2 separate regions of the Mus musculus genome follow, and region 1 is linked to region 2. A link is a loop called in an ENCODE intact Hi-C map of the cell type or tissue named here. Cell type or tissue: heart. All regions are shown on one strand. Each heading gives the region's core, and the rest is flanking DNA. Links, peaks and the distances in the headings are about the cores only.

Region 1 (2,923 bases), core at 300-2,799, 730 kb before region 2:
TGGAGCAGGACAACATTTTAAGGGTTGAGGATGTGGCTCTTTTGCTAGAATGTCTAGCATGCACAAGGCCCTGGGTTTGGTCCCCAGCACCACAAACTCTGGGTATGGGGTTGCATACCTTATCAGAACTCAGAATGGGAGGCAGCTATCAGAAGGTACACAGTAGTTAGAGGCCATCTTGGGCTTCCAGAAACCCTGTCTCAACAATGGCTGTAGAAGCACTTTAAAAGGCACACCACTTTTATGAGTAGCCTTAAATACAGTAGTGACTTGAAACTGGCTTTATACATTTAAAAAAATAATGCATCAATAAAGCCTTTAGCAGTAAAATTTCAACTGTTCCTTATATTTTTAAATTAATATTTTCTTCCCATATTTTCTTCATAATTTTATCTGGGGTAATATATTTTATACTTGAGAATTGTTTAATAGTTGCTTTCCACTTCTGTGCAATAATTTTTGTTTTATTTATTTATTTATTTTTTTGTTTGTTTTTGAGACAGGGTCTCACATAGGGCAGACTGGCCTTGAACTTCTGATTCTCCTATCTCGCCAGTGCCAGGGTTTCTGAATGGTAATAACTATATTATTAAAGTGTAATTAGGATGACTGACTTGTATCAAATTCATATACATATTATTTTAAGACCTTCAGTTCTATGGTTCTTCTATTTTTTGTATTTATCAAATCACGTTATAACACCAAGAGACATTGTTAATTGATTGTGTATTCAGTGAGACAGTCACTGTGTATAAAGAGCTATATGTGCTTCCATATGTATGAATGGATCCTTATCATTTATGACTGGAAAATTAAAACTGTTCAGTTAGCGAATACTTAAATGTGCTGTGTGAATTTCATGTGTGCATGTATGTTTTGAGTTCCTTGGGCATCTAGAGTTGTGCTGTTATAGTTTATGTCTGCTCATTTGACCTTGTGTTTTTTTGTGTGGTTGTTTACGTGTTAGATGCAGTCTGTACTTTCTACACTCTGGAGTGTGGATTACTTAGAAGTGTGACACAACAGCATTGTCCATCAACAAAAGTTCTGATCACAGGATTCTCTTTTTTCTCTCTTTGATTGTTATTAGGCACGGTCTTCTATTCCACAGCCCAGGCTGTCCTGGAACAAGATACTGTAGCTTGAGATGGCCTTGATCCTCCTGTGGGGATTATAGGCAAGTGCTACCACATCTAGCAGGACACCACTGTTCCCAAGAAACAAATACTAGAGACCTAGAGTCGAAAGCTAACCTGTAAACGGGTGTGCTCAGAGCAGGGGGCCTGAGGAATGGCTCCTCTGTTTATAACACACCCAATATAAACCTGGTCATGATGTGAGGAGGGCTACAAAGTTTGTTGCCGTCCCCCAAACACATGTCCTACACATTTAAAAACAAAGCAAAGCAAAGCAAAGCAAACCAAACCAACCAAGAAACATAAAATTGTGTCTTTTAGCTTCATCAAAAAGCAGTTGACTGACTTCTCTGTCAAATGCAAGTTGTGTTAACTCCACCTCCAAAGCCGCTTTTCCAACTCCAAAACAATGAACATAAACATCAGCCCAGAGTAGGAGGGTGAGGGCCTGAGCCTGTTGTGCTGGAAGGGCCCTGGGCTCAGCACCCAGAAGACAGCCCGGCCAGACTTGCATCCCCTCCCCTGGAAGACAGCCCGGCCAGACTTGCTTCCTCTCCCCTCTCTAGAGCTGGGCTTGCTCTCAAGCCTCATGAAACTAGCGATCAAAGCACAGTTTTAGCTCTGAACAGCAGGTGGGGCAAGTAGCACACTACTTTTCAAATGAGCCCTGGGCCCTGGGCCACTGGCAGACAGCAGCAGGGAACGCTCCTTATTGGCTGTGGATCTTAACTATCAGTGTAGTGCTTCCCCAGTCCCGGGCTCTCTGTCCCAGGCCACTGGAGAGATCTGCGAAAGGATGCATCCACACCACTGATCTCTCTGTTGTTTCTCCTCCCTTTGTTTTACAGAGACAATTCTGGTTTTTAAACATTGTCACTGTGCATATTATTTGTTCACAGGCCTATGTTACTTGAAAACCCTTTTTACAAGTATGCAAATGCTGCGCTCCCCCTACCCTCTTCCCACTCTGGTGACTTCCTTTGTTCCTCAGTTTCCCTTCTTTCATACAGGTGCTTTACGCACACATATGTAATTTTATCTCTCTCTCTAGAAACCACAGACAGAGAAAGCACTTTTCTCCTGACTTTGGCTGTATTCGCTCTATCACCCCCAGCCAAGCCCATCTTTCTGCAGATGCTGTGCCTCCATCTTTCTTTAGGATTGAAATAATCCTGTCCAGCATATAGATCGGATTTGCTTTATTCATCCCAGCAGAGGAAACTCTTTAAGTGGTGGAGTGTTTTACTTTTGGGAGATGTGAGACATTTTGCCTTCCTGGTCAACAGCATGCATGCCTGGCCCAAGACTAGTTGACAGCTGGGTGTGCTTAACGTGGCAGTGGGTATTTTACCTTAACGTGACATTTCCAGATGGAAATGTTTCCTGAAACTGGTTTGTCCCGTAAATTTCAGGCCTAGAGTGGTACCACGATGTTAGTACAGTTTTACTTATTAATGTATATTGGGGCTCAACATCAGAGTAGAACATATATCTATAGAATATACCATGTGAAGTATCAGATTTTGGGAGTTATTAATTTTTTTGGGTCTTTAGCATCTTCTGATATATTGATTTTTATTTAGTGTTCGTTCTTACTATCTGGATGGCAGAAATAGAATTTACATAGTTAGTGGCTTTTTTGGTTCCACTTCCATTTCACCCAACTATCATACCTTAAAAACACATTTATTTCGTTATTATTTCTATTTATGTGTATGTGTGTGAGTGCATGTCAAGTGTATGCTGGTGCCCATGGAGGCCAGAAGACGGGATCAGATCCCCTGGGG
Region 2 (2,923 bases), core at 91-2,590:
AGCTTGTTTGCTTGTGGTTGTTGGAAAAGCCTTGGGGCAGAGCTGGCTCACATCTGCATCTAAGAGAACCCAGGTCCTAATGCCCACATGTTTGCAATGTGACACATACATAGCTTAGAAGTTTGTCACACATACTGAAGAAGCCACATGATTTGTGTCCCAGGAAAGATTGTATTCATGTGATATTATTAGAGATGAACTCCAAGTGATGTGTCCATCACTGTAACCAACTACACAGAGTCCTCCACTCAGGAGTCCCTGAAGGCTGTGTTGTCAGAGATGTTTGCCCCATGCCCCTGGAAATTGCCTTCAGTACCAGGGTACCTGTGGCTTGGGTAGTAGCTAGACTTGAGACTGAAAGGGCGATTTAAGGAACCACTATCCTGTTTGGCAGAGAGTTGGGGATTGCTTTCATGTTTTCCTGCTGAAGGAATTAGAAGCTGCACACAATTACGCTGACTGTGTGCTCTGGTATACATTTGAGTTAAAGTCAAAGTGAGCAAGAAAGGGCCATCTCACTAGAGACAAACCTGTGGATCCCAACTTGGTGCTGAAAAGGACAAGCTAATCCAAGGGTTTGGAACAAAATGTTATGAAGAATATGCCAACTAAAATGAATGATTTTTGCTATTCTTCTCGTTTATGAAGGACACAGCAGTGCCGGGGGGGGGGGGGGGGTCAGAAAGAAGTTAACAGAGAAGCACACAATGTCCCCAGAAAAGCAGAAGGCCAAAAGGATATCACAGAGCCCTCTGCGTGGGTAACAATCTGTTTCCATCAATACCCAAAAGAAAACAGGAGTGGGGTTCTGCGAAGAGTGAGGAATGTGGGTTAGATCATGAGAACTCTGTGGCTAAGGTAACAGCAAGGAAGGGCCCAGAATGTATGGGATAAATGGGAGGGTCCCTGAATGTTTGCAGTTGGTAGCAAATTGGAAATGTGGTGACTCACATTGTGTAACAGACTCTCAACCTGAATTCAAAGTTAACTTATGGCCTCAGATGGCAATAGGCAATGACTAGGATTAAACCAGAATTTAAAAATAACCAAGGCAGGCGGTATCAAGCAGGGAAGAGTAATTATGCACTCAATGGTCAAACCAGGACCAGAAGATTGTATGAGTTCTTTTTTTAACACCCTACATGGACTTTCTTGTCTGGGATATCTTTTTCTCCTGAAACAGTTGAAGCTTCTCAGGCGTCTGGACTCACACAGTCACAGTTACACTACTCTGCCCTCTAGTGGCCTAATGTGAATCCTAGTTCCCGATAAGACATTTGAATTTGTTTTGATCTATCAGTTTGTATTAAGATTTTCTGACAGTTTTTCTATGCAACAAATACAATTTCAGAACTTTCAGAACATAAACAAACAGCACAAAACTATAGTTCCTTTTCTATTCCTTATGAAGAGTTTAGAAACTAGGGTTCAGGAGAGTGTCTGTGATAATTCATTAGAGAGAGAGAGAGAGAGAGAGAGAGAGAGAGAAAGAGAGAGAGAGAGAGAGAGAGAGAGAGGAGAGAGAGAGAGAGAGAGAGAGAGAGAGAGAGAGAGAGGAAGGAGACACAGAGAGAGACATATTTCATTAATAGGTATTCTATGTCAGTGAGACAGACTGTGTATTTAATAGTGGGAGACAATGGGAAGAAATGACTCAATCAGGGCAATCTTTATAAACCCACTCCACATAAACTTGCACATTAAGAAGGTCAACAGCCACTGAAAATATCCAAGAAGCAGAAATAATCAAACACTTGACTTTGAAAGACTATCCTAGCAACAGTGATAGGATTCTAGATATGATTCTGTCACTATAGAATTCTATGTTTTGGGGTTTACTGAGTATCTCACCCTAAAGTTTCTATGTTTCCTTAAGCTATCTCCAATGTTATTTGTAACTCAGTGAAAAACACTCTCCAGGAGACTGAATTCGACCTAGACCAAAAGATGCACACATACATATTGTAATTGACCATGGTGAATGCACAGAACACCTTCTTGTTGTTATTAGACTTTGTTCTCCTTGTGAGAGAAATAGATGGAATTGACATGTTATAGACGCAGTTCCAGGAAGAGAACTTAACATTCATCTTTCAATTTGGATTTAGAAGTAAGGGCATTAGATGTTTGATGGATATAGCTTTGGTTAGGAGCCTCCCAGAGTTATATATTAGAAGGCTGAATAAGGTAAATGGGGTGGAATTAGTAACTGGGACAGACAACACCCCAAATGTGAACTGAAAGAGTCAATTAATTCCTAGCCACCCAAAACAAAGAAATTACTTGTTTGAGCCTTGATAAGTATTTTGTATGCTGCTCCTGCGTTTGCTATTGATAATTAATGGGGAAGTATATATTTTTATTTAACACATTGAATTTAGGTAGTATAACTAAAGCCATATTATTTAGTTAATGTATTCTAACCCATGCCACAAAAAGATTTTATAGCTCTGTAAAGATTTCTTACAAAGAATATGACATAGTAAAAAAATTAATCTCATGAATAAAAATGCATGTAAACCTTAAACGACGGCTATAAAACTCGATAATATGAAAAAAGTCAAAGTTTTAATACAGGACTTTAAAACACAAGAAAGGTCAAAGAAAAGATATTCTCAAAATATGTTTTTAATATATTTATGTTTGCAGTGCATTTAGATGATTGCATTAACTATCTCCTCTGGTATTTCATGCTAAAATAATTAATGTTCATTTTATTAATCAGGAAAAAGTTGAAGGATTCCTCAAAAATCACAAAACAACTCCCAGAGTAGTAGTAGGTCACATGTTTGTTTAGTTATCTGTCTATCCGTCCTCTCAACCATCCATTCATTTATGTAAGACACTTATTGAGAAGTCCTTATGCCATATTTGTCCTCTTATAATGTTCACTGGGCTAGGTTATTTTGCGGCAACTTGACCC

Evidence for each region. Hi-C counts contacts between places; a loop is a spot of excess contacts. Peaks named below come from ENCODE experiments on the same cell type or tissue, not always from the same donor. Only the 100,000 strongest peaks of a DNase experiment are listed, where the experiment ranks them.
Region 1: it touches region 2 in a loop (7-fold over the local background); 5 of 42 quality-filtered maps call a loop at or near these places.

Annotation. Positions count from the first base shown.
Region 1 is chr2:112,499,609-112,502,531 of GRCm38, forward strand. The region is part of intron 1 of Aven (apoptosis, caspase activation inhibitor); the gene reads left to right. It overlaps Gm22676 (a small nucleolar RNA gene), which reads left to right and starts at 1,261; the gene lies at 1,261-1,389. It also overlaps a transcript of Chrm5 not described here. In heart, for the core only: a CTCF peak has its summit at 1,769; a DNase peak (open chromatin) is centred at 1,843.
Region 2 is chr2:113,233,512-113,236,434 of GRCm38, forward strand. No RefSeq gene overlaps it. Among named protein-coding and RNA genes, the nearest start is that of Ryr3, 18 kb to the left of the region's middle. In heart, for the core only: a CTCF peak has its summit at 1,245 (motif pointing left); no DNase peak of the experiment used is centred there.